Linked DNA regions of Homo sapiens: regions 1, 2, 4 and 5 are each linked to region 3. A link is a loop called in an ENCODE intact Hi-C map of the cell type or tissue named here. Cell type or tissue: A673. All regions are shown on one strand. Links, peaks and the distances in the headings refer to the core of each region. The heading gives the core; the rest is flanking DNA.

Region 1 (6,435 bases), core at 464-5,463, 510 kb after region 3:
TATGCTAATTTTTTTTGTTTGTTTATTGTTGTTGTTGTTGGGGGGTAGAGATGGGATCTCACTGTGTTGCCTAGGCTGGTCTCCATCTGCTGGCCTCAAGTGATACTTCTGCCTCAGCCTCCCAAAGTGCTGGGATTACAGGCATGAGCCACTGCGCCTGGCACAAATTTGTTAAAATATGAATTCTAATCCTTAAGAAGACTCAAGTTATCTACAATAGCTATGAAACACTCAGAGGCTTCTTTAACAACTCATTTCTCTAGCTTTCATGAAGACCACTTAAAATCCTTCTTATGCATTCCCTCTCTGCTAACCAACGTCTATAACTCATCTTATTTTTAATACAGTAAGAAGTTAGAAGATATAACATAGCTGTGTGCTAAATCAGTTCTACTGAAAGGTTTTCAAATTATTTGGTAAAGGATTCACATATTCATGTGACACAGTGATTTCTTTTGATCCTGTTTTGCCATAAGGATCTTTAGACATGACATGCAATTTTATAAAGAAAGCTAGCCATCAGGTTAGAGATCCATTTGTGAAGAAAGACTCATATCCCTTGGCCTGTACTTACACAATGTTCAAATTGCATTATGTTTATTGAGATTTTTTTCATTGATCCAGATAAATCTTGCTTGATGCCTTTTCAAAGAATTGCTTATCAGAGAACTTCTAGTAACCTTCTGGCATTTCAAAATTGCATATTCCCTGCATAACAACTTTATTTGTTGTAATTGTCAAGTTTCAATGTTTCTAAAGATATAGCTAAAGCAGAAAGATGTATGTGTGAAGTATTATTGGATGCCTGGATTTCTTACAAACTCTGTACATTCTTTTTTTCTTACTTGAACTTGTTTGTCACACTTTATAAGCTTATATTTTCAAACTGGTTGACACACCTTATACCTACCATACTCATAGTTTAAATCATTTAAAATGCATGCTATTCACAGTACAATGTTTCTTAACTGAAATAATGTTAATAATTTTATCTAGAAAATGGGGCCAACTTCACAAAGCGCCTCCTCCCCATAAATGATATTATCTCAATCTAACACTGTACCCACATTAACCGTTCTTCTTAGTAGCATAAATAATTTCATGAGTTTAATAATCAAATATTTTATTAAATTATGAAATGGCATATCATATAAATATTTTAACAATTAGAAGAATTCTCTGCTATGTTTACACAAGCTCTTTTATTTTCTTTATTAATAAAGAACAATCCTCACTACAGCTCAACTTCAGCTTCAATTAAAACACAAAAAAGCTTACTACATTATTTATATTAAGAATTAACCCAGGTTTTTCCCAGTGCTTGAAAATTTTTCTTATTGTAAATTGGCTTAAAAGGTCTTTCAACTACAGCAATACTTACCAAAGTGTTCTCTGTTAGTCTGCCCTGACGGAGTTTCCATAAGTAACTGTACAAAGAGCCAGTAAGTGTGGTTGAGACTTGGGAAAACTGGTTTTATTTTTTATCCTTTTATCTTACTTTCTTTTTATTTTATTGCCATTGTTGTCCAGATTCCTAATGAATATGGTACTTTCAGCCCTAGCTCGGAAGATATCTAGAAGTGGTCCCAGGAATTCACTCAACATGCTATCTGTTCTCCTGGGATAGGATTTCATCAGAAAAACCAGTGAATTCAAGTCGTAGTGAGATATTTTCAGGCAATCCTAAGATGCCCATTCTTCTGGGCTTCCAGGACAAGTGCTGTTTAAAACCTGCAACCTCTTTAGTCCTCCAGGCCACCTATGCCTGTTACCTGTGGTCAACTACAACCCAGCATATAAGCCTCCCCAGTCCTTCATTTTCTCATGGGCTTCTACCACCAGACACAATGTCCTGAACCACCTTCCTCCTAACTTAGTCCATTTTGAACTGACTGCTGGTCCCGCAATCCTCCATACTGTCACTCTCTTCACTGAGCATCTCTCCTCTCCTGGGCTTGATACATGCCTGCTGGGCCTCTGATTCCATGCTTCCTCAGCAGCCCAGTCCAGAGAAAGCTGCTTATTCTATCTCATGCTCTGTGTCGTAGGGTTAAATGATGTCGTTGGCATTTTTCTCCTTCCCCAAAGTGGTTTCCAGGCCATATTCTACCATCACTTGATGAATATCTCTTTTTGGGATATATGGTGTCCACCTTCACTTCTCTCTACCTCAGTTATCACCACTGTAAACCTACTTGTTGAAGAGTTCAGAAGCCAGTACATTTTTTTTTAATCACAACCCTAGCAACTGCCATCATCTTAAGTGACTTCACGTCTGGGCGGGTGATTTATGAAAAGGAGAGCTTATAGGGCCTTGGCTTCCCTGACTTCTCTATTCATCTTCTCTATTCCACTTCAGGCAGCCCACCGCCCAGCCACATCATAATATTGAATAACCCAATTCTCCTGAATTCATAAAATCATAAATGAAATAACTGATACTAACTCTAAGCCTTAGCTGCTAATCACATGCAGTGTATGATCATTTTACTCTGTAATAATCATACATTATGTTACAGGGTTACTGTGAGGGTTAGTCAGCGATAAGAAAATGAAGAGTTGGGAATAGTGATGGAAAGGATTTGAAAGGGGAGACTAGTAGCAAAGAGATCAGTGGAAAGTTCATTTTATTTGGAGCGAAGAGGTTCCTGGAAGCCTGGATAGAGGCAGTAGCACAGGAGGTAAAGAGTGTCAGTTTCCTGAGACATGAGTGAGATAAAATCGGGAAGATGTAATAACCTCTTGGATTTAGAGAGGAGCAAGAAGTAGAGGCTGACTCCAAAGTGGCTAGCTTGGGAGAATAATTGGATTGTAGCTCTGTTCATGCAGCTGGAAGGTGGAGCAGATAAATGATAAATTTCAGGTATTATTAAGCCAAACTGTCAAAAAAAAAAGGTAGATATATGTGTTTGGAATTCAGAAGAATAGCCAGAGTAAAAGATAAAGCTGTGAAATCATCAGCATATAAATGTTATTGAAGTTAAGAGAGTAGATGAAACTACCCAGGGAGAGTGTGTAGAATTAGGAAAAGAAAGGATAAATGACTGAAGGACCTCAACATCATAGGCATGGCTAGGAGACACAGAGTCAATCACAGGGCCAGAGAAGGAAGTAATGGTTACAAATGAAAATGATTTAAACAATAATACTAGCTAACATATATTGAGTGCTTATTATTACCAAGTAGTTTTGCTATGCATTTTATATGCATTATAGTAGAGGGGTTTAAAGCACACGTAGCGCTTGGGTTCAGATTATAATTCTACCACTTAGTAGCTATAGCCATTACCAAATTACTTAAGCACTCTGTGCTGCTATGGCTTGAGGATAATAAAAGTGCCAAATTTATAGAGTTGGCATGAAGCCTAAAATGGTTAATGGATCATTTAAGGCAATGTCTGACTCATAGAAAGCCCTATATAAGGATTAACAGTTATTTTTATTATTCCAATTTTAATTTCACAATAACTCAATGAGGAGACATGATTTTTATCACTATTTTTAAATTGAGAAAACTGAGATTCTAAAAGGTTACTTATAGCAAGTGTCACTGTTGATATTTGAAAGAGATCTACCTGAGAGTCCAAGTATTTAATGAGCAGGAAAGGATGTTGCAGAAAACAAAAAAGCAAATAGTTTTAAGAAGCAAAGTGATTAAAAGATCTAAATACAATGACGTAGTCATGAAAATAATCCATAAAGCACATTCTTTTAATTCATCTGCTAATTCATCTAATAGTAGCAATAGAGATTTGATGAAGATAACATGATTTCAGAGTTGGTCAATAACAAGGAACTGTTACCACATGGAAATTGAGCTACAAAGAGTCTGTTTACACTCCTACCCTGAACTGTGTACCAAGGACTCCCATGTGCAAACTTGTTCATCACCCAAGAGTCACTGTGCACAGAAGAGCTTATAGATATGATCTGCAATTATGTCAATACAATGAAACCACTGGGTTCTCCTCAAATTTAGTGAGCTATACTTCTATCGGGAGTTTCACAATTCTCCATTTGGCAGATAAGTTTTTTGCATACTACTTTGCACCATTCTCATGGACTTCATTTTAAAAAATTATTATCTTGGTGTCTCATAACATTTTCAATTTAATATGCTTTTAGTTAAAGAAAATATAATTTATTTCTGTTTTTCTTTAATCCATTTAAATTAATCCATTTAAATTAAATTAATAGAATTTAATCCATTTGTAATGTAAACTTCACAAAATGGATTTATAAATCCCTTGGCACCAGAAGCAGATTACAGGACATCATGCTTTTCCTTCTCCTTGTATGGTGCCACAGACATAAATGGCTCATACGTATGGGACATTTTGTGTCAACTTTTCCTCACCAGTACATGAAGCTTATGTTCCCCTATGTTAATGGTGATTTAAGGGGAGGATCATTTAGCAAGCAAGTCAAGTGGTTCCCATTGCATTTCAGCTCTTTCAAATGTGGTGGCTGCAAATGATGCTGCTGTGCTTTGTTGTAGGTTTCTATATAACGCTGGGCATGGTGCCTTATTTAACAGTTCCCTAGTGCTATTTTGGAAAAGCCCTCTGCAGAAAATGCCAGAACACAGCTTGAACTCTTGTCCCCTGTCAGGGAGAATCTTTCTATCAGCGGGATTTCTCAGCTGTTTCAGAAATCATTCAGCCCTTTACCGGTAAATTTTGTTCCTGTAAAATATGCCAACTGTAGCTTATCCTAATTGTTCATCCTAAGAGCTTTAGAAGCAAAGATTTTTATCTGGGAACTTCAGCATTTGCTACAAACTTTTATACAGAAATCTTAATTTTAATTCACTAAAGATTTTCTCTTGTTTTTCAACTCACTTTTAAAAATATATTAATCCTTATTTTCATTTTCATCAATAAAATGAGATTTTCTTTTTCTGTTAAGCTAGTCCACCTGCAATTAACAACAATAATTTGCTAAATTAAGAGTTAGTATATCCTTTGTTATGTTATATACCAGATTATCATTCATTTTTATTCTTTGTGGTGCTATTATTATCCCTATTTTACAGCTAACAAAACTGAGACATAGAGAGGATTAAAAAAATTCTGAAAGTTAGTAAATGGTAAAACCAGTATTTGAATCCAGGTAGTCTCATTCCAGAGCCATATTTGATGAACAAGGAAGATCTAGAACATTAAGTTAATGTATCTTCCTTGTGATGAATCAATGGTAACTATTCTGATATCTGGATTAAGACAATTCTTTACAGCCTTTGGTGAGTTTCAAAAGTCCAGTGTGAGTTAATTATTTGGAACTCAGAATACAATGCTAGAGAGGTCTGGTGCTCTGCCCAGCCCACAAAATCTCATTTGAAATCTAAAGTCGGTGAAATACAGCATATTTATAGTAATTAATGTCAAAGCTATGATGTTGCAATATCAGACATCAAGGAAAACATAAAACAGTAAGAAACTTTAAAAAATTTTTAATAGTATTGCTTGAATAAATGTTAGGTTTAATTATACAATGAAGGGAAATATAAAGATCTATTATAGTAAGAAAGCCATAAGAAAAGAACTGAATAAGGGATGTTACAAGACATGCTAATTTTCAATGAAGTGGAAAAATTGCAAGCAGAGAAACAGAAAAGCAGGCAGGTCGGGATGGCAGAGGGCCAGGTGGTATGCAGAAAACTGAATACACACAGTACTAACAGGTCATACACTCAAAGGGTTCCTCTCACTTTTAAGTATGGTATGTTTTGTGGAACACACACACACTCACACACATGCCACATTTCTACTACCCTGTCTGACCACCTAACATTAATTGCTAAGAATGGGGCCAGCCCAAGGATATCCATGCCTGAAGGACTGTAGAGTAGTGAACAGTCTCCTGAGTTTCCAGCCTAAGGAAAAAGAGTAAATGGGAAAACAGAACATACCTTTCTTAAAACTTCAATCAACTGTTTGGGCATCATCAAAATTGGTTTCTGTGGGCTTAAGTAGGAATAATATCAATTTAATGGATTGAGATAACATGGGAAATCTACAGTACGTTTTGCAGCACATAGTAGATAACCAATAGCTGGTAGTTAATAGTATTACAGGAGAAAACAGATGTGCTTCCTCAAGCCCCCAGCCCAAAAAGGAAAGAAAACATAGTGCATATCTATCTGGTGTATTTTAAGTCACTTTTTGGATTTGAGGTTGAGATTTGGAAGATAAAACCTCTAGAGATGTTTGTCTTTCATTCACTGTGGTTGCATTTTTCATCACGTTTTCTCGAAAGCATTTACTCCTTTGCCCAAAATGCATTTCTGTACGTTAGCTATTCTCAAACTTTTTAGTCTCCAAGGCCTTCAAGCTTGTAAAAATTATTCAAAGGACTTCGTTTGTACAGGTTACATCTGTTGATATTTATCAACTTAGAAATTAAAATTAAGAAATTTAAAATTTTTTTACTTAC
Region 2 (6,435 bases), core at 682-5,681, 200 kb after region 3:
CAAGCATTTTTATTCTCAGTTGTAAAATGAAGACAATCATAACTGTTTTATAGAGACTTGGGGATTCAAATAAGAGAATATACACAATTGTAGTTAAGAGTGATACTGGAGACAGTCACCGTGGCACTAAATGTGATTGCAGCAGCATACTAATATTGGTAGTAGCCACAATAATGTTGAGATTAGCAGGGGCAATTGTAACAGCCACAGAAATAAATAGCAAAAGGAGTGAGTAAATAAGCAATTCAATGCACAAATAAATATGAAAAGTTAACCTAAAAGTAAGGGCACTAGCCTTTTAAGTCAGTAGACACCAAAGAGAATCGTTTAATCCTACTACTCGGTTTTACAGGTACAGACAAGGAAACTGAGGCTCAGAAAACTTAACAAAGTTACTCACCCAAGTTCATCATACTTACTGACAAAATCAAGACTAGAACCACTCCATTCCAGGTATAGGGGGTGTAGGCTACAGTATGATCTGTCATCTCTGAATATAATTATTATCCTTATGCAGCGGTAAAGATATATGCCCAGGCTCAAAAGTGGAGAATGGATGGTCATGCACACTGTAGCAAAATGAACCTGGACTATAGAGCCTGAGATTGAAAATCATCTCTGCCAGTTCCAAGATTTCTGACTGTGGCCAAGTTATTTAATCTCTCTGAAAATTGTTATCTATATGTGGGGTAAAGACGATACCATCTGCCTTGCAGGTTGATGAGAGAATTAGAGAAACTGTATCAAAGTGCCTTGTGACACGTAGTGGCAGACACTAAATGATAGCTTTTCTATATTTATCCATTTTCTTCATTGTCACTCATTTTTAATGTCTTTTCAAATACAGTTACCAATCCCATAGGAAAAATAATTATCATGCACAGGGTATATTCCAAACATGACAGGAGCTAGAGTTATAAAATACATTAGAAATTCATGGGGTTTATGGCCTCATCCTGATAGTCACTAGAGTTTCAATGATAATACTTGACTTTTCTAAGTGGTAAATTTCTTCACCACTACAGGAATTAATACAGGGGTGGGGTGAGGGTATAAAATAAATTGAAAATTTTAAAGACAGGGAATTTTCTTAAGAACAATAATAACTAGAAAGCAGACTAAACACTTGATATAGTTGTCTCATACTATTTTTATTTTGAATGTGGGTTTCTTTTTTCCTGTTTTAAAGGAATTCTCTCACATTCTGAAGAACATGATGTCATATTTGTCAACCAAGTTCTGACCTGGAAATAAAAAAAAATTATAGCTAAAAAGTGAATTACGGAATAACTGCACAGATCAGTTCTCTGTGCTCTATCTAGCTCATTCCTCACCATCACCAAAAAAAAAAAAAAAGGGAAAGGAGGCAGTATGATCACATAATAAAGGAAGATTATTTAAATCAAGAATAATGTTATTGAAAACTTACTAAATTATTGTTATTTTATTCATGTTCCCTGGGCCTGGTGACAAGCCCATTTGGAGCAGCACTGGCTGCTTGGAAGAGGCTAGCAGGGGAAAGTAGAAGGCGTTGGCCACAGCAATCAACCTCTGTGTGACCCTGAGCTGTTTCTGAACTCCTCACAGTCTCAGATACATTGAACCCATCTCTAAAGTCTGTTCCAGCTCTAACTTTATATCCTCTGACTCAGACCAATAGAGTGCCTAAGAACTAAAACCATAACCCTTCCTCAGGCAGAGTAAACCGGGGACCTCTCCTTAGCTTTGCTGTATGCTGGTATCAGAACAGGGGTAAGGGAATGAAGTTATGAGAAAGCCACTATTTTGAGATAGTATGCTGACCCCTGGGGTATCCACACCTACTCCCAGTCATTCAATCAAATGCAAATCTGGATTCGCTGTGAAGGGGTCTTGCAGTTCCACTGAAGGACCCATGCCAGTTAATTTTAAGAAACGGAGGGATTATCTGGGTGGGCCTGACCTAATCAGTCTCATTAGCCCTTTAAAAGCAGAGAGATTTTTTATTTTTCTCAAGCAGGCCACAGAGGAAGAAGTCAGAAACACATGTTCTTCTGGGCCTGGAAAGAAGCAACGCTATGCTGTGAATTTCCAATAGGAGCCACATGGCAAGAAATTGTGAGTGGCTTCTAGGAGCTGAAAGTGGCCCCTAGCTGACAGCAGGAAAATGTGGACCTCAGTCATAGGACCACAAGGAAATGAATCCTGGCAAAAACATTGAGCTTGAAAGCATCTTGATGTCAACGCTGTGATAATCTGAGCACAGAATTCCACCATGCCATTCCCAGACTTCTGATCTACGGAACTGTGAACTCATAAAAGGATATTTTTAAGCCATTAAGGTTATGGAAATTTGTAACATAACAGTAGAAATCTAATATACCTCTATGATTAGAGAAAATAGTAGATAATTTAATAGTTGTTTCTTATATTGAAAAATACTTCTTAGGCATTCTACTTATAATTTCCTCTTCATGTAGCTCAGCTGAAATGTCATTCTCATCCACAGTTTGAGATAGTACACTGGCCCCCGGTGTACACGTACCTTCTGTTAATTATGTACTATAAATCACCAGGTCAGCCTTTCTCCAGGTAGGCAGAACTGGACCTTTCTCTACCTTAAGGCAATTTCCCTCAAGGGAAAAACAGAGGATCCCAGGAGGCAAAACACAAAACAAGACGCTGCTATTTCAGAGCATTCTCTACCCCAGGACTGTTTGCTTTGTGGAGATTGGGAGTCTAAATTTAAATGGCCTCATACAAGAACTCTACCCATTAAACTTTGTTTTTCTTTATCGCAGTAGTACATTTTATTTCAAGATGGCTACAGCAAGTGAGCAAGCTGTTGGTCAGGAAGCTGGGGTGTGCTGAAAATTCCCCGGTGATTCATTTATAGAGAGAATGACAAGAGTTCTGAATGGACAAGAGGGGAACGGTGGCCACAAGAAAGCTCTGGGAGTATCATTAAACCAGTTTCCTTATTGTTCAGAACCGGACAGGTTCCACCTGGTCTTCACTCTTGGGTCCAGGTGGCTCCAACTGCATGAACCAAAATAAAGGGCATCTGCAGGTTTTCCAGAGGGAGAATGACGCAGAGAGGAGGTAGAGAAAACATTAAAAAGAATATTTATTTTCTAGGACCATGGAAAGCTGAGTAGTGAATTTTATTTTTAACTTCATTTTTTGATCAACCCTTTTCTTGAAAAGAAAACGCTAGCGATTTCACTTAAGGCACAACCAGAGCGCCACCATGTGGTGCAGTCTTTATGGACGCACGCGGGCTTAGAGTGGGTTTGCAGACTGAGAAAGTATTGCAAGAAAAAAATTGTACATCGTGACAAAAGCCAGAAAACTTAATAATAAAGATCATGCGTGTTTTCGAAAGTTTGGTGATAGCCTTGTTTTTTTTATCATCGTATTTCTAGAAGGTATGACAATGACTCTCACATTTAAAACTGTGTAAGGTTATCACTGGTGTCATTTTTAAAGTGAAGTTATTTTGTTTAATTGCCTTATTTAAAAAAACAGAACCGAGCTAACACTAGCACACAGGAACAGAAAAGTATATGCTCTGCTTCATGAATACTCACATTTTTTTGCAAATTCCTCATAGAGATCAGCTGGTATTAGTGGATTTCTAGATTATTTGTTTGGTTGTGAGGTTGCTGTTTGTGAGCAGATAGAAAAAAGGTGATCTCATTCATCAATTCGAATAATGAGTTCAATCATGTTGTGTCCTTGTAACACTCTGCTTTAGGTTAAAATTCTGGAAGAGAGTGCGTGATTAGCTTTTCTTGATCTTCTGACCAACCTTTGTCCAGGGGCCCTGACTTACAGTCTGGCCAAGACTACATGCAATGAAGGGTAGTTCACAAAATCAAAAGTAGGCTTAGAATAGCAAGGAGGTAGGCAAAAGCCAGCATATGACAAGTGTGCTTTGTGTCATTTCAGGGACTAGTTTATCCCTAGATATCACTAGGCACCAAACGTATGGCACACATACATGTCCTAACTCCCAGTGTCTGCTTACTGAATGATGCAGAGCATCCTGAGCTGCCTGAGATCTTCTGGTCCATGGACATTCTGCCACTATGGGCTCCTGATCAAAGTTTAATCTCAGAGTCACTGAGGTCACCTGCCACTATATTATAAGCTTCCCAGAAGCTCACACAGTATCTGCTTTCACTGTATCTTAGGTCCATTTCTGGCCCGAAGATATTTGTGTTTTGTTTTTATGCTGCATATTCAGGTATTTCAATGGGAAACTACCTAAAAAGGACCTGAAACCTTCTGGACACCTTGGTGAAATGATTTTTCTCTTCTGCAAGGAGATTAAGTCATCATTAATGCTGTCACTGTTGCTTTTGTGCAGTGTGCTGTCTTTGTGTCCTTGCTAAGAAAGAGCTTGCTTGTGATGAAAAAGACCCATATCGTGTCTGAAGATTCCTTACTCTTTCAAATTTTGCTTTAGAAATTACAATGTGTTTAAATATTCTTTGCCAAAATATGTCCCTTTCTTCGAGGACTTATGACTGCTTTTTTTTTCAGTTATTTTACAGTATATATATATATGAGGCAGAAGTTTTGATCAGTGCCCCAAATCAATGAAAAAAAAAGTTGTTATAAAATGTCACCTTGGCCTCTTAATTTGTCACCTGTATGAAAATTATAAAGGAGGTCAGAACATTTCTTCCCCACATTTTTCTGCCTTCCCAGCAATTACCCAGTTGTACCCCTCAAGAAACTTCTTATTTACAGGCCTGCAGTAATCCCTACTGCAGGTGCCTTCATGGCTGTTTCTTGATATTGCATGATTGCTAGTTCATTGTAATAAAAGAATATCTTCTGGCCTGAGAGAGAGAGAGAGAGAGAAAGAGAAAGCCAGACTTGCCAGGAGAACTGGAAGTCTTCTGACTCAGGCCATGGCTTTTCTCATAGATGACTTTGTTTCTCCACAATTGTGATCTTTTCTCTCACTGATGTCTAAATGACATTACTCTTATGTTAGAAAATACTGAAAAAGAGATTATTAAAATATCTAATCAGCTCGTTATAATAATACATCTATGCTATTCGGTAGCTTTAAAACCTCTTTACAAACAGTTGGTGGTAGGTTCAGACAATTTCTGAGCAGAAGAAGCTTCTATTCTCTTAGTATCACATGCTTAATAGTTGATGTTGAAACATTCTTTGTCTTGGAGGATTATTTTTTAAACTGTCTTAGTGATGAAATATCAAATTATAAAATATACTGAGCTACAGGGTGATTTTTCATTTTTGTACTTGACTTATTTTAGCATTTCACCTAAGTGCTGCTTTTTCCAGCAGCTTTTTTCCCCAATTTCTATAGAAATGTCATTAGAAGGAGTAATTTTCCCAAATGCCCTATTATTTCTAGGTGAGCAACAAAAGTAAATTGTCTGCTGAAGACAAAGTAGGCTGAGAGGATATATCACTGATACATGTGCATGCTGCCTTTGTCAGGTTCTTGGTACTTGCTGTGTGGAAAAAAGAGTACACAAAAAAAGTTATAATGTGTTTTTAACAATGTAGCCACAGCCTGGTGGCTCACACCTGTAATCCCAGCACTTTTGGAGGCCAAGGCAGGAGGATCACTTAAGGTCAGGAGTTCGAGACCAGCCTGGCCAACATAGCAAAACCCTGTCTCTACTAAAAATACAAAAATTAACTGGGATTGGTGGTGCGTGCCTGTAATCCCAGCTAGTCGGGAGGCTGAGGCAGGAGAATCCCTTGAACCCAGGAGGCGGAGGTTGCAGTGAGCCGAGATCACGCCACCGCACTCCAGCCTGGGAGACAGGGCAAGACTCTGTCTTAAAAAAAAAAAAAAAAAAAAAAAAAAAAAAAAAAAAAAAGAAAGGAAAAAAGAAAAGAAAATGTAGCCACTGCTAGCCATTAAAAACGCTGAAATAAGAATCTTTATTCACTTTGTGTTTTTTTCTTCTAACAGACTTTCTTCTACCACTGACTTTGGAAGATGAACACGTTGATTTATACAGATTTTAGAGGACAGAAGCTCATTTTGTAACTCCCTGCAGGGTAAAAACCTACTTCTTACTTTGGCATATGAGACTTTACCAAATGTAGCCTTAATCATTTATGTGCAGCTCATTTGCAGCATTCCTTATTCTGGCTATATTCAGTTGCTATTATCCAGGGATACAGACACTCTCTTGCTAGTGAACTTTTATCATACTGTCCCTTGTGCCTGAAATACATTGATCTTACTCATCCTTCCTGATCAAGATTAGGGGTCAGCAAACTGTGACCATGGATCACATCTGACCTGCCACTCTACCTCTTTTTGCAAATAAAGATTTATTAGAACACAGCCATGCTCATTTATTCCTATATTGTCTATTACAGCTTTTGCACTATGACTGCAGAGTTGAATACGTACAGCAGAGACTAGCCACAGAGCCTAAAATATTTCCTATC
Region 3 (6,435 bases), core at 620-5,619:
CCTATTTAAAGCAAGGCTTTCCAACATTCTATATCGACAGCACAGGTATACATACATTTTACATCATAAGCTAGCACATATACACACTCATAAAATCAAACTGATCATTTCTATTCTCTTCTCTATTTCATTTTTAAAAGTGATCACAGCCCACTAAATTAACTTGATGAGTCATAAATGGATTATGACATCTAATAAAAAAACACTGTTCTAAAGCAGAGGAATGCACTCTGTCCATCCAAAGTTATTTTGTGGTGCTGAGAATTTGATGAGTATGTGGTCAAATTTACAATAAAAGTAGGCAAATCTGAAGAAGGTATAAAGCAGGCAGGAGTATTTTTAGATAGTTCAAGTCAGTTTTTCAGACGGATAAAAACAATTTGGAGATTTGAGGCAAATGCATTCAACACAGAGTAAAAGAAATGAAAAGTGAATGTGCTACAGAGGTAGGAAGTCAGTATTCTCCAAAGATAGGGAAATGGTACAAGTGCTAGACCAGAGGCAAAAACAGCTTAAAAGAAGGCAAAGCATTTCACCATATGATATAAAGAAACTAGAGGAGGAAAACATATACAGGTAGCAGCATTCTAGGGCACCATCAGATGAATTTGGTACTATATCAGTATACATTAGTAGACTGAAGTTAATCAAGCAGAAAATAGAAAGTGGTTTATGTTAAATTATAATTAATTTTCAAAGCACTGAGATCACAGGCATGTGCCACCACATTCAGCTGTTATTTCTTATGATTGAATATTTGGCTGCTAAGGAAAAGATTGTCATAACAGAGAATTCTTATATTAGATGAAAAAATAAGTAGATGGGCAATGAAAAAGATCTTTTTCATACATGTTCACTATTCATAAAATAAAGAGAATTCCTAAATATTGCATTAAATAAGATAACTCAGCAAAGTCATTGTTTATAGAATTACTTGTGACATGAAGAATTACATTAAAAGACACAAGTACTTACATGGGAGTGTGGAAAACCTCTTCCTGTCTTGATTTTTCCTGAAGAGTATGTGTAATATGATACATTTATATTTCCCTTGGGCCCTAGGGGAGAACCACAAAGAATGCCACTTTTCTGGTCTAGAGTTCATTGGCATGTTCAAAACCTCCTAGACTTCTGTTGCAACTCCCCTTGTTAAAGTTTACCTTTCTTACACACTGCTGGTCTGTGGGGAGCAAGCATTTCTTTTTGAACACATATCCAAGAATACAGTTGCTGTAGCCACTCAAAGCAGGCAATAATTAGCCATCTTAGGGAGACAGAGAAAGACGGCGAAGATTTCACTTCATTCTGTTAGGGACTCCAGTAATTTGCATATCGTTCATGTATTTATGCAAGAGGCAAAGTGCAGAGTCTGTGAGATGACGACAGTGCACTATGGTTGCAGAATCAGTTGTCTGAATTATTGAATTGCTAAACAACTGGCAAATAAGAAACACATTTTTCAAAGGTACCAAGGAGAGAACTGGCTATGTGGTTTCCTTTATAAAATGTCTCTCAACTGGGAGTGTTTACTGTTCTCACTAGGTGACTTTTGCAAATAGAGAACAAGAAGGCATTTTGGTTATTACAGTATCTGGGGTTTGGTGGTGCTGAAAGTTAACATATTATGGGATATCAAAAGGCCTGGAGTACTTGGGACAATGCCACCTGTCTGCCCCTAAGGCCTATATAGCCCAATTGAGAGATAACACTTTAGACTATGTAAATAATTAGACACTAATGAATATATCTGACCAAATATATCACGTCTATGTATTATCTATTGATAAGAAAAAGCACAGAAAGATAGAAATTTCCTGTTCCAAATTCCAAATTCTCAGAAGAGCAACTAGGTTACTGACTCAGTTTCTTTCAGAATTCACCCGTAACCAAAGAACTAAATTCAGCTGAGGAAAGTGTTCACTCTGAGAGGACATTCCCAGGAAAATGAGGGTGGAGGGGGAAATGGGGAGCAGAAGAGATAGATGGATAAAAATAGGTAAAAGCTGGTTCTTTACTTATCATAAGACAACTAAGTCTGCTGCTCATAAAGCTAGTTAATAATATTCTCAAATTTATGAGAAAATCATAAATGAAGACATGGGTGGGTGTTATCCATAGGTCACTAAGGAGAATAGTAGACACAAAAAAAGAAGTAAGCTTTTCATTACCTGATTAAGAGGGGGAAAAAAGCAATTTAGAACATCTGTTACCCCAAAAACAACTCCATATTAAAAGAAAAAAACCATCTTTCTAGTCACATTATTATAATATCTATAGTGTTTGAAGCAATTATTATGTTAAAACTTTACCTATATTATTTATGGCCCTAAAAACAACCCTACAAAATAATAACATGCCAACATCACACATGTAGAACTTACACTATCAAGATTTAAACTCAAGTCTAGTTGGCATCAAAGCTGGACCATTCTGTCTCCACAATCTCATGCCAGTCTCCCATGTCTTACATCTCCTTGCTATTATACTCATTGCAAATTCATTACCTATATAGTTATTTATACAGGTGCATACATGCAGGCACTTTAAGAAATTTGGTCATTTTATTTTTTTTTACACTATCAGAGTAGCAAGGAAAACAAACCTCTCGATCTGAGTGAGAATCACCCACTAGGAGGCATTAACCAGCTACTTTTTAAAGCCGCATTGGCTCCTTTTCACCACTAGGGAGCACTAAAGTAGTAATTTACTAGGCTGTCATAAACAACTAATGAAGTTTCTCCAAAAGGTAAATTATATTTCAAAGAATATTCACTGGGATATTATAATTTAATATAAAAATTATTGATGATGTGGTGTGTGACACTAGCTGATGATAAACTTCTTTGGATAAGCTCTTACGTCTTTTTTTTTTTTTTGTCTCCACTACCAAGAAGACAGCTTCTGAATCTTAACAGATTTGCAGTATTACTCTGGCCACTGCGGTGAGCAACTACACCTATATGAGATATATAATTCAATTTTAATGAATGGCAGTAAGCTATTCTTTTGTTTTAGGATTGCTAGTTAATAAATTTAATTATCATGCTGAATTATTTTTAACTGTTTCCTTCTGAGATGTTGTACACATCTGACAATAATCTGAATAATATTCAGTAGCTGTAGCTAATATTTAGAAATCACTTGTGTAAAACCTATATATGTTTGTGTGGATATGGGGTGTGTGTGTATGTGTGTAACTGATAAATAAACCAATGTGAAAAGTAATGTGTTTATATTCTACCTCAAATGAGATATCATTATATATGTGATAACCATATATATATATATATATATATATATATGGTTCTCTATATATATATGAGAATATATATAGAGAGATAGATCTACATCTTTCTATATTTATATCTATATAGATACAGAGAGATATACCTACATATGTATATATAGATATGTATCTATATATCTAATAGATATATATGTATATATAGAGAGATAGATGGATACATATATGTCTATATAGATATAGAAAGACATAGATCTATTTATCTATAGATAGCTATAGATATATCTAGATATTTTATATTTATATAGAGAGACATAAAGCAAAATAACCTAACAAAATTATCTGTAAAATATCTACATTTGAGTGCTATTTTATACTGATAAACTCTCTAAGGTAAACTAGCTATAAAATACAATTCTAGATCACAAATTTATTGTGTAACAGTGTAAATTATTAATGAGTTCAATACTGGACAAAGTTTACCAAAAATTTGAACTTGGAATAGTTCATTTAAAGTTTTTCTATCTCTGTTAGACATCCAGAACAGCAGCTTATTTAAGGTACTCTAGTTTGTAATAATAAAATGGGGAAAAAACAATGCATCTGTATTAAAAAGGCAGGAACCTATATTTGTCTGTTGTGTTATTTTGCCTTAATTTTCTTTCTACATTAAAGCATTTGGCTACAGAAATGAAATTAAGTTCTAAGCCTGATAGAGATTTTCTTAGCCCCTCTGCTTCAAAGACAATCTATACTTGCACTAAGATCCGTGGCAAGAAAGGGAAAAATTCATAATAGTAAAAAGAAGTGAAAGAGACTCAAACACACAGTATTTTTATATTCTATGAGTGAATTGTGCCTAGAGAGTATTTTTTTCTAAGAAATGTATGTAATTCTCAGTTTTTCATTTAATGATATTCATTTATTTCAAAATATACTCCAACATTTTTAAATATTTTGAATAGACATAGTTCCCCTTTTTTTGAAAATAAAGATTTTTCTGTGGAGTTTGCTGAGACTTCTTCCTCATCTTGATGACATGCTTCTTAACTTCTAACTGTCAAACACATACCAAACGCTATTAGGTGTGATGCCACATTAGGACTCATATAAGAATCAAGGCTTGATGCGATGGCTCATGCTTGTAATCCCAGCACTTTGGGAGGCCAAGGCAGGCGGATCACCTGACGTCAGGAGTTTGAGACCAGCCTGACCAACATGGTGAAACCCCATCTCTACTTAAAATACAAAAAAATTAACCAGCCATAGTGGTGAATGCCTGTAATTCCAGCAATTTGGGAGGCTGAGGCAGGAGAATCACTTGAACTCGGGAGGTGGAGGTTGCAGTGAGCTGAGATCATGCCATTTCACTCCAGTGTGGGCAATAAGAGCAAAACTGTCTCAAAAAAAAAAAAAAATCAGACAGGTCCTATGCTAACTGGGAGGTCAATAGATTGCTCTATGCCAATAACTCACATTTTCTTTCTATCTCACTCCTGACTTAAGTTAAATTTAGCTAGAGATGAGAGACAGAAACAAGTATGTTAAATGATCATATAAGGTATCAATGACTGCTGGCAGCTTAATTGATTCTCCACCTTCTCTTGCCTAATGATATTTGAATTTTATATAAAAATACAGGGGTCAATGGTTTAACCCAAATAGATTGAGTTCTAATTGTAAAACTTGAGGCACTATGACACAGAAGGAAAATGTGCTTGAGACCAAAGACTTCCTGGCATGAATCAAAAAGGTATGTAGATAAACCCCTATTTCAATACTGTTAAGATCTGCAAACTCTACAAACTCTGTCTTAGACTACAGAATTATATCATATATGTGAGTGAATTGTGGCCTATGCACAAAGAGGCTACATGAATTGTTCAGAATTCTTGAGTTTGACTTTAGTGCTACTTTTCCACACCATATGGCTGCAAATTTGGTTAATTAGTCCCATTATAAGTTGACAAAAATTCTGGGAATTTTTACATGACAAACTAGCAGAAACTGGTGCAAGTTAGAATATTCTATTTAGCAATAGAGACAGTGAACCAATAGATATTTATAAAAAGAACTAGGCAAAAAATAATGCTAACTAGGGTTTTAAGGTTAAGTGTCCTAGATATGATAGTATAAATATTTTCTTTATTAATGTTCGGAGTAAGGCTGTAGAGATTCTACATGAATATGTTACTATTCTACAGCATATCTCTGGAAAGGAATATTCCATTCATATTAAAAGCATTTTTTTAAAAAAAGAGACAATTTTATTTTTTTCCAGAAAATTAATTTGAAATTAGTTTAACAGATTTAATCTTTGGGAAAAGCAAATGAAATAACTGAAACTCTCACGAGTTTCATTTGGCAGGAGAGCTCCTAAACACAAGAACTCTGGCCTTTCCTCATGCTTTCTTATAAACCCAAACCGTGGACTTCCAGGGATAGTGACATCTACAGGATGCACCAAAAAAAAAAAAATGCCTGCATGAGAAGTTATTACTATTCCTGTCTACCAACACAGAGGCATTAGAGCGGGCCTAGGAAATTAGATCCATAATTGTAACTAGGGTAAATGATAGAGCTATGCTAATTTTGCTGCCTGTCCTTCTACGTGAAACATGAGTAGTGATTGGACAAAGAAGGAGAGAAGTAACACCAATCACAAGTTTACTATATGCCGAGCACTTTGCACATAGTAACTCATTCATTTTAGCACACAATGTATATCATTATCCACCATATAAAGAAAAAGAGTAAATAATTTGCCAAAAGTGGCACAGATACGAAATGAGTGTTAGATTTGAAATTTGAAACTGCGTTAGTCTGGCTTCCAGCCTATTTCCTTTTAGCTATAGCATATGTTCTCCACTCCTGACTTGAATGTAATTATTGGCAGTTATATATATGAGTAATACATATAAGTTTACAATATCACACTATGAGTTGTATGTGTGTATGTGTTTATACATAGATATATGCAGACTGTTTTCTCTATTGATAACACTGACTTTCCCTCTTAGTTCCTGGATTTCTACCAGTTAGTCTTATTTTACATGTAGCAAGAAAGAGCTTTGAAACTTAACCCTTTGATTAGTCCCTAATTTAAGAAATGTGTCTGAACTCGCTTACCCTGTGATATAATACAATTGATAAAAGAAAACCAGAAAACAGTGATGTATTCACAGAAAGTG
Region 4 (6,435 bases), core at 652-5,651, 100 kb after region 3:
AGCAGTATAAAAATTTTATAAAGAGCAATAGACGAGTTCATAAATTAAAAACCTCTTCAATATTTCAAAACAGGCTTGAATGAAAAGCAGAGCTCTTAAATACTACATGAGAACCATTATCTAACAATCACCTGATGAATTATATTCTCTCCCATAAATATATGGAATCTTTACTGAATAAACACGTGTTACTTTAATATTATCCCTGAAGTTGTCACTCTATACTAGATGTCTTAGCAGTAATTCTTTAGCTATTCTGCATAAATTTTTGACTGAAAATAGTGGTATATGAATGCGTGAATGCTAGTTTGAATAACTGACATTTATGATGATCTTAGTATCTCTAAAATTGTTCAGAATTTATGTTATTTAAAATAGTCAATCCTTTAAAAGGACACATATGTTAACACATATAGTGGGTGTAGTCAAATCCATATGAGTATAAACTCATTGTACCAATATCCACGTGAAGCTATCTGACAGTTAGAGGGACCTAAGTTTAACATAAAAGGAATGAAAAATAAACTTCCCAACTAACAGTGTTTCTTTAAAACATACATGATATTATGAAATAATACCTTAAGTAAAGATATCTTAAATGATTTTATCCATTCAGTTAGCTCAGTTTTGTCCAAAGGAAAATGCATGTTTATGTTTTGAATTCTAACAATAAATTATTTTTCTACATCATTTCTTGATATTATTCCCAATACAAATTAATCAAAGCACTTCATTCTGTATATCAGATTTCTGGCTCATCCAGATGTAAATAAACCTCAGTTCTAAATCATGCCAATCTAGTCCTCATTATTTAGGAAAGCCAGACAATAATCTCACCATTGTCTTTAGTAGTGCCACATGCTAAAGGAGAAGACACCTTTATAGGTCCAACTCTTAGAAATCTCCCAACAATAGTACATTGTTAAAAAAAAAAAAAAAACCACCACAGAACTTTTATATGTGTTTCCATTTCACTTTTACTTTTGGTTCCCAATTTCTATATAAATTCTAAAATAAATATACATCCTTCAAACAACTATTTCTAATTAATCTCAGGAAACCATAAACTGATTTCCAAACCTAAAAGACCCTTCCAAATAATGCTTTAAAAAAAACTTTTCATGCACATATTTTCAATTCAATATAATATACCTCCATTAGAGATAGAATAGCTTTCAAAGCGTCTCCTTTCTAGCATCCTCCAGGAATACTGCACCGGGAAACAGTTGCCAGTACAGGAGGGGGGAAAGGAAGAAATGCTCAAGAAACCCCAAAGCGAGGCAAAAATACAAAGGATGCCAGATAGCCTCCCCCATCCCTACTCCAGGCGAGTACCCACCGTGGCATGATGCAGAAAGGTCTCCTGCATCAGATCTGCCATCCTACTTGTAGCCCACAGTTCCCATCTTCTTGTGAAGAAAATCGACGCTGCTGCGGCTCCCCAGCCCCACTGGCTTCTGCAGCGTGAGGCTGAGATGCATTGGGCTCTCAATGCCAGTGCCTCGCGGCGCCTGGGCTAGAGCTTTGTGGCCATGAGACTAGAGCCACCCCAGAAAAAGGAACAAATACACACACCATTCGATAGCGCCTAAACCCATCTTTCTTTGTTGTTCATCTTCTAGCTGCGGCTTTATTTGTGGAAGAGGGAAGTGAGGAAGGGAATGGGGGGGCGGGGAGGAGGAATCTCCAGGACCTTATCTACAATCTCAACAGTCGCGGCAACGATCTCTGGGAGTGATCGAGGCATTCGGGCTGCCCCGTGCCTCCCGGGCAGCGATCTAACGATAAAACCTGACAGTGTCCTGGGGAAAACCCCACATCCACCGCTAGCGCTACATTCGGGCTTTATGCCAATAAGGAGACACTGTAGACTATCGATCAGACTCGTCTGCTCTCAGAGCGTGCGGCCGGGCTTCCAGCCTGGCCTTTAGGCGCGGTGGCGGCGGTGGGACACGCGCCAGGCGCCCAGAGAAGGACATGGGACAATGGCCCAGCCCGAGGACGCCAGACGCCGCCGCCCGACCCGGGGAAGGAAGCTCCTGCAGCCGGTCCGGGAACCCGAGGCGGGGAGGGAGGCCAGCTCTGGAGGTGCGCTGCCGCTTTAAAATAAAGGACCACAAAGACTGTACAGTGGGGAAAACGCGCCTGGCTAATGCGAGTGGGGACGACTTGGGGAGGGGGTTGAGGAAGGTAGGGGGCACACGAGCCAACGGCGGCTCACGGCTCCCCCTCTCTCCCGCCTCTCTCCTTCCTCCCTCCCCGCCGGGCTGCTCCGGCAGACAAATAACAGAGGAAGGCGAGTCACTCACCGTGGTCTTGACAGGCACGTAGAGCACTTGCTTGGCGCCGCCGCCTCCCCCGCGGACCTCGTCCGGCTGGCCCAGCTGGAAGCCCTTCGATTTGACCCAGAATTTAAATTTGGCGTTGTCCGTGGAGCTCGACTCGGAGCCATTGAGGAGCTGGACGATCCGTTCGTATTTTTTACGGGTCACCGTCTTGGTCTTGCCTGAGTCCCCGTAAGTCCTGAGGCACCAGTCCTGGAACTGGCGGTACATGTCGCGCTCGCTCTCCATGTTCCCCGCGCTCGGCCGCTGGCCGGATGCTCCCAGCGCACTTCGCACCTGTTCACCCTAGGCTCATGAAAAATGCAGCCCCGGCCACGTTGCAGGGATGCGAGGTCCCGGCCGCAGCGGGAGCCTGCTTTGGGTGGGGGAAGGGATGGGAAGAGGGGAGGAGGGTCCGGTTGGGCACCAGCAATCAATGCCCCGTGCTACCAAGTCTGGTCCATTCGTAATTGCAACGGCTGTCTCGGACGTTTTTCCTGTTCCCTTAGCGGTCGGTCTCTTTAATATTTTGTGACCAGGACCATCCCAACACCATTCTGGCCCAGAGGAGCTGGGTTTTCAATAATTAAAATCCCATTCCTTGGTTTATTAAAAATCCCAATATTGAATTGGGGTGGTCCCTAGACGCCTCGCCCCCGGGCTGCGTCCGGGGCTGGGCAGGTGGAGCGCAGCGCCGCCTCCCCGCGCGCGCCCCAGAAGCTTCCCCAGCCACTGGCCCCGTGGTCCAGGAGTGAGGGCTGCGCCTCTCCCGAAAGCAGCCGCCCGCCCAGCGCCTTTGAGCCCCGAAGGGCACACGGGTCCCGGATCTCTCCTTCCTCCTGGGTCCTGCTTTGACCTTCCCCACGACGGGTGTTAAGGGACTAGAAAGAGAAAGTTCTTACCTGTCATGTTTTTAAACCTATCAAATTCTGTTTTACAGAATTTTTTATCAAGATATTTTTTAAAACGGTTTAAAATGTCATTTCTTCAGATGCATTTTGAATAAATTCCAGCCCTGTATGTAGATTCTACGAGTTAAGTCCCAGAAATTAGCAAAGCATTGATGGAGATTTGGCCATAGTTCTACAGGATAGATTGTAGTGCCCCAAACAGATATCCGTTCCAGGGGGATGTGGGTAACCGAAGGCAGGCCGCTGGCGGCGGGTATCCCGAATAATGATGGGACCCCCAGACAGGACTCCTCTGGTTTCTGCTGAACAAGACATAGAAGTAAGTTTAGGATACAGATGCTTGAAAACCTTTGCACGAAATTAAAATATATACAGAAAGATCATTTTCCCCTTGCTTGGTCACAGTTTGCAGTTCACACGGGAGGTTTCAGTTGTCTATTTTCCCCCTGCCACGTCATGGACACCCCCTCCACTGCTCTGAGTAGCCAAATATGAGTTCCTCTGGACTATTTTTCCAAGCAGATGAAGTCAGCAGTTGCTCCATTCAGGACTTCCATCCATTTGTTTCCAGAGCTGGAAATAGGGGAGTTCCCATCCTCCTCGCGCGGCGGCTGCGGCCGCTCCTCTTTATTCTACTCTCACCCGAGGCCCGCGCCCGTCCCGGGGAGCGGCTCTGCCAGGAAAACGGCCCGACCAGTGCCCGGCGCCTGGGCTGCGTCCGAGCCCACCTTCTTCCCTCGTCGTCGTCTCCCAGACTAAATCCCGGAAAGGGAAAGCGGGATGTTTGCGCCCACCGCGCTGTAGCTGGTCCTGACACTTGCAAAATGGTCAGTGGCTCCTGCTCGGCCAGGCTGAGTGTGTGCGTGTGTGTGAGCAAGGGAGCGAGGGTGTGCGGTGTGCAGGGGGTGCGCTGTGTGTGCGCGCGTCTCCGGGAAGGTCTCGCGGCGGCTGGAGCCGGGACTGACAGCCCGGGCGGAGCGCAGGCAGCTCCACACGCTAAACCTCTCGCCTCTCCCCTCACCCCCACCCCTCCCACTCCCCTCTCCTTCCCCCACCCTCCCCGGCCCCTTCCAAGCTCTCTGATTGGCCAATGGGACAAAAGTTTCTGTGGAGACGGCTGGGCGCTGACGTCACGGGCAGAATTGTCCCATTTAGGGATCCCGGGGGCAGTGCGCATGCTGCAGGCTGCAGGTTAGAGGCAGAAGGAGGTAGCAGCGGGCCCGGCGGCAGCCAGGTGGCAGAAAGGAGCACGCAGCATCCAGGTGGGGGGACGACTCCAGCAGGGTTTCCATGGAGATTCCTCTGGGTCTAGCCTAAAAACAGCAGATCAGCTGACACCATTAGCTCAGGACCTAATTACTGCTTATTGGAGCAACAAATGAGGGAAAGGGCCAGCTGCAAAGGAAGAGTTTTTATCCCCCCACCCCATTCCCCCATCTCCTTTCTCCCCCTCTCTCCATCCCTCTTGAGTCCCGGGTGAATTCTCATTAACTTGCAAGATTCCTGCAACAACAGCTCCCCTTCTCCAGAGGCCACCCCGACTGCTTTTATTCTTTTATTTCCTTCTTTTGTATTAAAAAGAAATGCTAAAATAAATCAGTTGTTGAGTCCTTGAATTTTTGTTCAATACGTATTAGACCATAGAGCTCAGAGAAGACACTGTCCAATGAAGTCACAAGTGAATCTAATACAAGGGACTCAGGGGAAAAATATCACTTTCAATTTATTGAGGTGAATCTTTAGATATTTCACATTAAAAAAATCTTAATATCTTAAATACATAAATATTTGAAACACGCAATTGGACAGAAGATATCCTGAACCACCCTTCTAGTGGGGTATACTTCACAGGAGCAACTCTGTTAAGTTTCCCTTTGTGGCATCAGAGCTCAATTTAGTTAGATATTGGTCATGTGTTTCCTGGAAGTTTCTGGAAAGATAATTGGTCCTGGGGTAGTCATTCAAGAATAAGCTGGTTCTATAGAATTCACTTTCTCATATGGTTATAGTTCACAATTATAGAACTATTTTATGCAGCTTTTCATCTAAAAAGGCATCCCATCCCCTCTAAGCTTTATTTATGTACTTTCAGCCTCCAAAAACCTTCCTTAATCATTCAACTTAATATTAACTTTCTTCTATAATCATCTGTATTGTGTCTTTCAAACATTTTTTAGCCCTGTCTTGTAGTAAGCCATACACTTTACATTGACATGTAGTGCATACATACATTTGTTCTGCAAAAATTTTATGAAAACATCTATTTTATTACCTGCAATATACACTGATATTTGCCTTTTTCTCTCCTGTTGATTTTGTTATTATTATTTGGTAAAGTATAGTCCCAACCAAAAAAATTTATTTTATGACCCAGCAAAGAATGACTGGCAACCTACAATTTGAAAAATATTGTTTTAGATCATAATGACTACACTGCTCCTTTTACCTTATTTATATTTTCATATGAGTATGTTTTGTTGGTCAAATAAAATCTTAATTGGAAAACCCTTGAAAGTTTATGTCTTTTTTCTTGTTTTGTGCAATGAACAATGTGCACAGTAAGTGCTTAATAAATTGAGTTAATAAATTAATGAAAGAAGGAGAACAAGAGTAAGGGAAGGAAGGAAGAAGGTAGGCATAATCTTTGTCCATTCTTGTTGGCTTTTGCTGGGTAGTGTTTGGTTGAAGTTGGTCCCCCGTCTTAAGGAAATGACAGGGCTTTACCACACACACATGTGTTCATTGTATTTATAACTATACTTGACACCCTAATGCATAGCAACTAGAACACCCTAGACATACAGAACTCCCAGAAGATAAATATGTCATCAACCCCCACTTGTATTCACTAGATTTGATATACAAGCACAAAAACCCCACAAAATGAAATAGATTATATGAAATACATTCTTTTTAAGAAGAAAAGGTAAATGATTAACTACTGAAAGACTGTTTGCATTGGAGGAAAGGAATACAGGGTTCAAAGATTTCAAGGGTCCTAAGTCTCAGAGCCCTGCAGATTCTCTTGTTTTCAGTGGAACCCAAAGTGTAATATGCTCTGTACTTGCACCCATTATTAGTTGTGCTGGCTGAGCCAACACCTTCAACCATATCTTGTCCACCTAGGAAGGTAGGCACCTAACAAAAATCTAAAATCTGCTTCAGCAACTTACTCTGGACTAATTTTCCTTCTTTGAACT
Region 5 (6,435 bases), core at 564-5,563, 280 kb before region 3:
AGAGGTACTGAGTCCTGCTTCAGTGTGGTGTGGGGCACAAATAACATTTACAAGTGGGGATTGCTGACTTTACATCGCAGACTGCCTCTTCTTCTAACAAATGAGTCCTGTGAGGCATATCTTTTTTACCCCTCTTTATAGCACTTACCATTCCAGCTTTCACCACTGAAGAGGGAAAAATAACAAGGATGATAAATAAAAATAAAATTATCAGCCCCAGGACCAACTATACAGACCCCCCGCCCCCAACGACCAACCTTTGGCCGAAGGGACACAAGAAAAACCTTAAAACCGAGTTCATGGCCATGACAGAATGGGAAGTCCCACACACCTTGTTATCTCCCCTCACTCCCTAGTTGACATGAGGTTTTCTTCCCTAAAAGCTAAGCAGAAACCAGCCCTTTTCAAGAGATTCCACTGTGGATATCAACCAACCGCTTGGCTACTGCCCCTCCTTTTGCAGTTTTGGCACACTAACCAACCAGCCTTTCTTCTTGATAAGAGACCACCAAGGAAGCAGTAGTTCTGACCAGTCTTCAGAGGATGCACAGCAAAAACTTTCCTCTCTTCCGCTTCACTTTTCGACATCAGAGGGCCAAATACTCTACCCTTGGTAGAGACATGAAGCCCAGTTGTACATTCACATGTTTCTCCATTCATAAATATTCATGACTCCTTCTATAGACGATTGAATATGTATATTTGCCCACCTCATTCAGCATAAATCCCTGTTCTAGTTGGCTGAGCCCCAGTGTATCTGTTTCTGGCTTCTGGCCAGAGGCTACACTTCCCCGACTGTCAGAATGGCTACCCTGGGGGCTGCAACACTTTATGAGAATTAAAGCTCTCCTTTCCAAATGTATGAACCTCATCATTTTTGAGTTGACAAAGAATATTAGAGTTTGTCTCTGAACTACCAAAAGTGAAGCCACTGGCATCCCAAGACTTGATTTTTCTTTTCTTTCCACTCTTAAAACACATTTCTTACCCTGTGGGTATTCCTGACTGGTATTCTGAGCCACATTCAGTTTGCTGATAGTCAACAGGGATAATGTATGCTTTTTTGCTTTCTTTCTCTATTACTAATCCCATTGCCATCCCCACTCAATATCTCCAATAAAACAGCCTTGTTGCCTCAATTTCTGATGCCTCTTTTATTACAACTCTTTATCAACTTACTATGTCTGTCTCAGGTACTTTCCCTTTGAAACTTGGGACACTTTCTTAAGGCTGATCTGAGAAAATAAAAGTAATGCTTTTTGTTATGCAGCCCAAATGTTCCCTCTCCAGCAATTAAGTACTCAGGGCAGAGGCTTTGATGAGTTACCTGCATTTATTTGGAGAAGGCACTCTCCAGGAGGTAAAGCTGGTCTTTGTTCATCATTTGTGTTTGAGAGCTTAAGTCCTGGAGTTATCTATCTATTTCAACAACTTTTATCCCCATTTCTCCCAGGAGGCTTCTAAGAGTCTCCAGCAAACCAGATCAACCTGTTCTGATGAACTTGCACTCTGTACTGATTTCCCTCTTGCACCTTTTAACTAGAATTGGGCTTTGCAGAAGAGAAGCTTGATTTCAAATTATTCCCAGCACAGTGCCAGTAGAGTATAGCTGCTCTTTGCTCCATTCCTTATCCATGTGAGTCTTAATGAGCATGGAAACCTATCAACATATTTGACATGTTAAGAGGTACCTCTTTATATGCATGTATTAAACCGTTAACACCTATATGTCATCCAAGAAGTCTCATATGAAGACAAGATTTTTTTTTAAATTCTGGATTTTCTTGCACATGGAAGATGTCATATTCTAAGACGTGCTTTCTGAAATTGATGTGACCTAATTTAGGAGTATTTTATAAAGCAGAAAATTAAGTAATCTGGACTGAAATAATTGACCAAAGAGGCCAAGTTCAGTTTAGTCCACCTAATAAATAATTTCATTCTTGTTCATTTCCTTAAAATAGTTCATCAGCTTATATTAATAAAAATGATATGAAACAGAGCAATTATAATAAATAAGTAAATTGAGGAAGAGAGAGAAAGAAGAAGCAGGTGTCTGGAATCAGTTACAGCGAAAGAATTGACATGTAGCTCTGAGCCTTCTGTCAACAGGGTAGGATGCAGAAACAAATTTGGGTTGCAGCTGACATCTCTCAAAGGCTGTGTGCCAAGTCTGGTTCCAAGGGACTTTTTAACATATGAACTTCTTTTACTTTCACAATTGCCCTATGAGGCAGGTACTATTGACACCCACATTTTACAGATGAGGAAACTAAGACAAAGGAAGTTAACATAACTAGCTCAAGGTAACATGGTACAAGAGAGAGTTGGAATCTGAATTTAGGCAATGTGACTCTATGGTTTATGCTATTAACCATAATGGTTCTTCTTGCTATCTACTAAGAGTTCACCAATAGATAAAAGCTTTTCCTTGCCCTGATTCTAAGATAACCTTACTTGGTAGAGCCGTGGACTTGGTAATGTAATGGAAACATGGAAATCAAAAATATGATGCTGGTTTTCCCAAAGAAATGATACATTCTTTACAAGCAAATTCTTTTGTTACTCCTTTAGAGAGAGAGCATTAACCTACAGTTCGGAGACATAGACACTTTGTTTTGTGGTGTTGGAACTTAGCACAGGGTCAGAATTTAAAGGTACTGGAAGATATCTCAGTTAACCTGTCTTGCTCATATTAGATGTTTTAAGCGAGATTTTGGAAGCACCTGCTTCAAATCAGTGTATAGTTGGCTTATTTAGCTAATGCTTTAAAAGATGTAGGGCATATTGTTGATTAAAGAAAAAAATTATATACTGGTAGAGGTCAGTATGCTGGTTTATAGGATGGTGTTCTTATCTAAGTAAGCGCAGGGTAATGGGGTAGGGATAGCTTGCTTTATCTTGACATACACGTGAGGTTTGGTAGGGTGAGTTGTGAAACTGGAAGGGACACATGAGGCCAGAAGAAAACATTAAGGTCAGGTGTAACTAATCAGTCTTCTCTATAAAAGAAACTTAGTATCTTATACAATATGCATTTTTAAAATCAGGGACTTTATATATTTTATTATTATATTTATTATATCAGACATGACATTTACTCTATGAATTAAAAGTTAAAGATATTGCACTAAATATGAGTTAATACAAGTAAATATGAATATATGCTATCTCTAATTTTCAGAAGTTTAATTTTTAGAAGTTTAACTTAGATAGCCTTTCCAATTATATTCTTCAACAGAGTGTCAGATGATAAGAACTGAGGTGCAGAGTTAATTATTAAACAAATCACACTTTAAAAATACTTCTACAGAAATAAAAGATTAATTTTGTTTTCAAAACGTGTCCTATATATAGGTTTGCTTTTCTCTTTATTTTACTGGTAGCCATCTTGTACTCCACTTGCTTTGCTATTTATTTACTCTGGAAGTAGAAAGGAATGTGGGGCAGGGAAGAGCAGTTGTAACATGTAATTTACTCCAGCAAAAAGAAAAATTGTGTTTCTTGGTAAAAAAAAAAAAGCTTCAGTGCTCTTTTGCTAGTCCCTGTTTGTCATTACTCTCTCTTCCAGTAGAGGGCAGGATGTAGCAATCTGTGAACTCACACTTCTAAGGGGTTAAATGAGGAGGAGTATCATGCTCATTTCGAGTTGCTGTTTAAGTAATTAAAAAGCTGGGTTTTTTTTTCGTGGTGTATATGATCCTGGTTTCTTCCACTGAATCCCCTAAAGAGATATTGTGATAATTTTCAAAATACCGCATTGCAATAAATCAACACCTACCCCAGTTCTCCTCTAGAATGCTTCCAAGGATTTCAAAAAAGAATTTTCCACCGTTGGCAAATAAGCAAGACAAATTTTGCTATGCATTACAGTCTATATTCAGATGTTGTATTTTAGGACAAGAAAACAATATAAACGTTTATTATTAACTAAGAGGAGCCACACAGCAAATGCTTGCTGAACAGTGACACTTGTGCCTGGCATGCTCCCAGCTCTTGGGCTACAGATGCAAATGGAAGAGAAACTCTGCCGGCAAGGATCCTGCATTCCACTGAGAGGAGAAAAACAATCCAAACAGAAATGGCCAAATAAATAAAATAATTTCAAGCACTTATAATTACTGGAATAAAAATGAAATAGGGTACACAATGTTGGGGTAGCCAGATTATCAGGAAAGACTCTTTGGGGACTGAGAGTCAGTTCCCCAAATTGCATATGGACTGCTTTCCCATAGCACATTTTTTTAGGGTCATGTTTTGGCACTAAGAACAACTTTTCCCATTAAAAGTGTAACATGGTGATTATATCCCTAGCACAGCTCATAAAAGACTCGCAGTCAGAAAACATAAACAAAGTACTGTTTGAATTCCGGATGTCTGCTTTAAACAGATCCCTTGACCTGTCTAACACTCTTCCCCTGCAATATCATGATCATAACAACTGGGAAGGTTATTGAGAACATTAAAGATAATGCACAAGGGAGCCAAGTAAAGTACCTGGCATACAGTAGTGGTGGAGAGCTATAATCTATAATATAATCCTCTAGACAAACATTTTCTATAAAGGACCAGATAATAAATATTTTTGGTTTTGTGGGCCATATCATCTTTCTTGTATCTACTCACTCAATTCTACTGTTATTGCGTGAAAACAACTATAAGCAGCATGTAATAAATGAGCATGGTTGTGTTCCAATAAAACTTTATTTACAATAATGGGAGGCAGGCTAAATTTGGTCCACTGGCCTTAATTTTATGACCCTTGTTCGGAATATATGCATAGTTATGACTATATTGATAAAAGTATAAGTAATTGGAGTACATTATAATGCAATTTAACTCCCAAATATAGCAATAATTGTGTGATAAGAAGCATTTACTGATCTTTTTCAGTGTGCCAAAAATATGTCTCTACTCAGTCCAAGAGATAGGAACACTCCCAACTACCCAGTGTTTTCTGTTATAAACCAGAAGAGATTTACTGCCTGGGCCATCCTTTCCTCACAGGAGAGCTGCTAAGGGATAGAGTGGGGTCTCTAGGGAGAGAGCTGGGTGCTTTATTTGTGAAAAAGTAGGAGCCATGGATCTAAGAGCTTCTCCACAAAATAACTTTCTAGGAACATGTCTCAATTCTGGGCTCTCAGGCCATCACTTAATTTTTCCTCAAACATGTCCACTTATTGGCCCATCTCTTCCCTTTCTCTGGTCCAGGTTAGAACTTCTAAAGCAATCAAGTTGCCTCAGCATCACCTGGGAGAGCTTAGCTTACTAGATGAGAGCTTGCTGTGACCTAACTACACTATCATGCCCATCCCCCACCCCACCTACCCCCCTCTCTGATTTCAGATACAGCTGTGATGGCCCTCAGGCGTCTAAATTTTAACACATATCACCCTAGGTCCTCCAGCTGATACTGAGAAATACTACTCCAGGGTAAAGAATTGTTTGGCATCAGGGGATGTGGATTAGCACAAAGTGAGGAAGTGAGGGCTGCTTTGGGAAGCAGAGGTTGCACTGAGCCGAGATGGCACCACTGTGTTCCAGCCTGGGTGACAAAGCAAGACTCCGTCTCAAAAGAAAAAAAAAAAAAAGAAAGTGAGGGCTCCTTCTTCTGAAGGAGAAGCAAGAATCACCTGCCTTCACACGGTAATTCTGCCACCACAGACACTTCTCATTGCCTGAAATATTCAGCTGAGTACCCAGAGAAGCACACTGGGGAAGTGAGAGAGATAAGAGAGGATGAGGAGAGAGAGAAGTAGAAGCCCACAGAAAAAGCCTGTGGACTGCTGGGCTGTCTTACCTTAATTTGTTCTTGAGGCTTGACCCAGCCCACAGTGTCTGGCACAGTGCTAGGCGCTATCTATTCATTGTGGCTGAAGAGCGGGGGTGTTTTATGCTAGTCATGAGAGAAAGCTTAACTGTTTTCACAATTAAGATGTGCTTATATCGCACACTTCTTCTCTCGCCTTCCCCACACAAAAAGGAAATAAATTAAAATATTAGTCAAAATTAATACAGCTGACACTTTGTGAGAAATACTGCTTTAGGATAAAGAATTGTTTAGGATCAGAGAGATACAGAATGGCGTTAAAATGGTATAATTTTACAATTAGAGAATAAACGAGATTTGGCATGTTTATTTGTGTTCATGTTGAACTTGTTTTGTTTTCTAATCATAAGTTGAAGCTGTATGTAAATTTTAGGATTTTTCACTGATATGCAATAAATTGTTAGAGGAAGGAGAGCCTGGAAGCTAAGTTTCTGCTACTTTTTAGTTGAATGATATTGGAAAAGCTAATTTTGTCTTCCTGTGCTTTAGATTTCTCATCTGTAATATGAAAATAATGCTACCTCCCTAATAAACATGATAAAGGTGTAAGAAGTTCTACTCGCTAAGAGTAGACACATAGCGCACAAGGAATGCTAGCTATTGTA

The links. Hi-C counts contacts between places; a loop is a spot of excess contacts. Peaks named below come from ENCODE experiments on the same cell type or tissue, not always from the same donor. Only the 100,000 strongest peaks of a DNase experiment are listed, where the experiment ranks them.
Region 1: a loop joins it to region 3, with 2.4 times the contacts of the local background. A loop is called at or near these places in 4 of 110 quality-filtered maps.
Region 2: a loop joins it to region 3, with 6 times the contacts of the local background. A loop is called at or near these places in 61 of 110 quality-filtered maps.
Region 4: a loop joins it to region 3, with 4 times the contacts of the local background. A loop is called at or near these places in 6 of 110 quality-filtered maps.
Region 5: it touches region 3 in a loop (7-fold over the local background); 7 of 110 quality-filtered maps call a loop at or near these places.

The regions. Positions count from the first base shown.
Region 1 is chr18:34,627,928-34,634,362 of GRCh38, forward strand. It overlaps a transcript of DTNA not described here. Among named protein-coding and RNA genes, the nearest start is that of DTNA, 79 kb to the right of the region's middle. In A673, for the core only: no CTCF peak of the experiment used is centred there; a DNase peak (open chromatin) is centred at 3,354.
Region 2 is chr18:34,319,655-34,326,089 of GRCh38, forward strand. The region is part of intron 1 of LOC124904280 (a long non-coding RNA gene); the gene reads right to left. Among named protein-coding and RNA genes, the nearest start is that of NOL4, 98 kb to the left of the region's middle. RefSeq lists an enhancer at 2,760-2,819. In A673, for the core only: a CTCF peak has its summit at 3,228 (motif pointing left); a DNase peak (open chromatin) is centred at 3,227.
Region 3 is chr18:34,120,259-34,126,693 of GRCh38, forward strand. All of the region lies in intron 2 of NOL4 (nucleolar protein 4), which reads right to left. Among named protein-coding and RNA genes, the nearest start is that of NOL4, 100 kb to the right of the region's middle. In A673, for the core only: a CTCF peak has its summit at 2,651 (motif pointing right); DNase peaks (open chromatin) are centred at 1,043, 1,343 and 2,643; H3K4me3 peaks cover 1,483 bases; H3K27ac peaks cover 1,651 bases.
Region 4 is chr18:34,220,681-34,227,115 of GRCh38, forward strand. NOL4 (nucleolar protein 4) reads right to left here and starts at 4,233. Exons shown (of 11, transcript NM_003787.5): 1 at 2,310-4,233. The coding sequence starts at 2,573. RefSeq lists an enhancer at 1,467-1,968. In A673, for the core only: CTCF peaks have their summits at 2,930 and 4,464; DNase peaks (open chromatin) are centred at 1,481, 2,001, 2,251 and 4,241; H3K4me3 peaks cover 3,571 bases; H3K27ac peaks cover 2,615 bases; H3K27me3 peaks cover 583 bases.
Region 5 is chr18:33,836,073-33,842,507 of GRCh38, forward strand. No RefSeq gene overlaps it. Among named protein-coding and RNA genes, the nearest start is that of ASXL3, 260 kb to the left of the region's middle. RefSeq lists an enhancer at 741-1,684. In A673, for the core only: CTCF peaks have their summits at 3,563 (motif pointing right) and 3,769; DNase peaks (open chromatin) are centred at 719 and 3,589; H3K4me3 peaks cover 247 bases.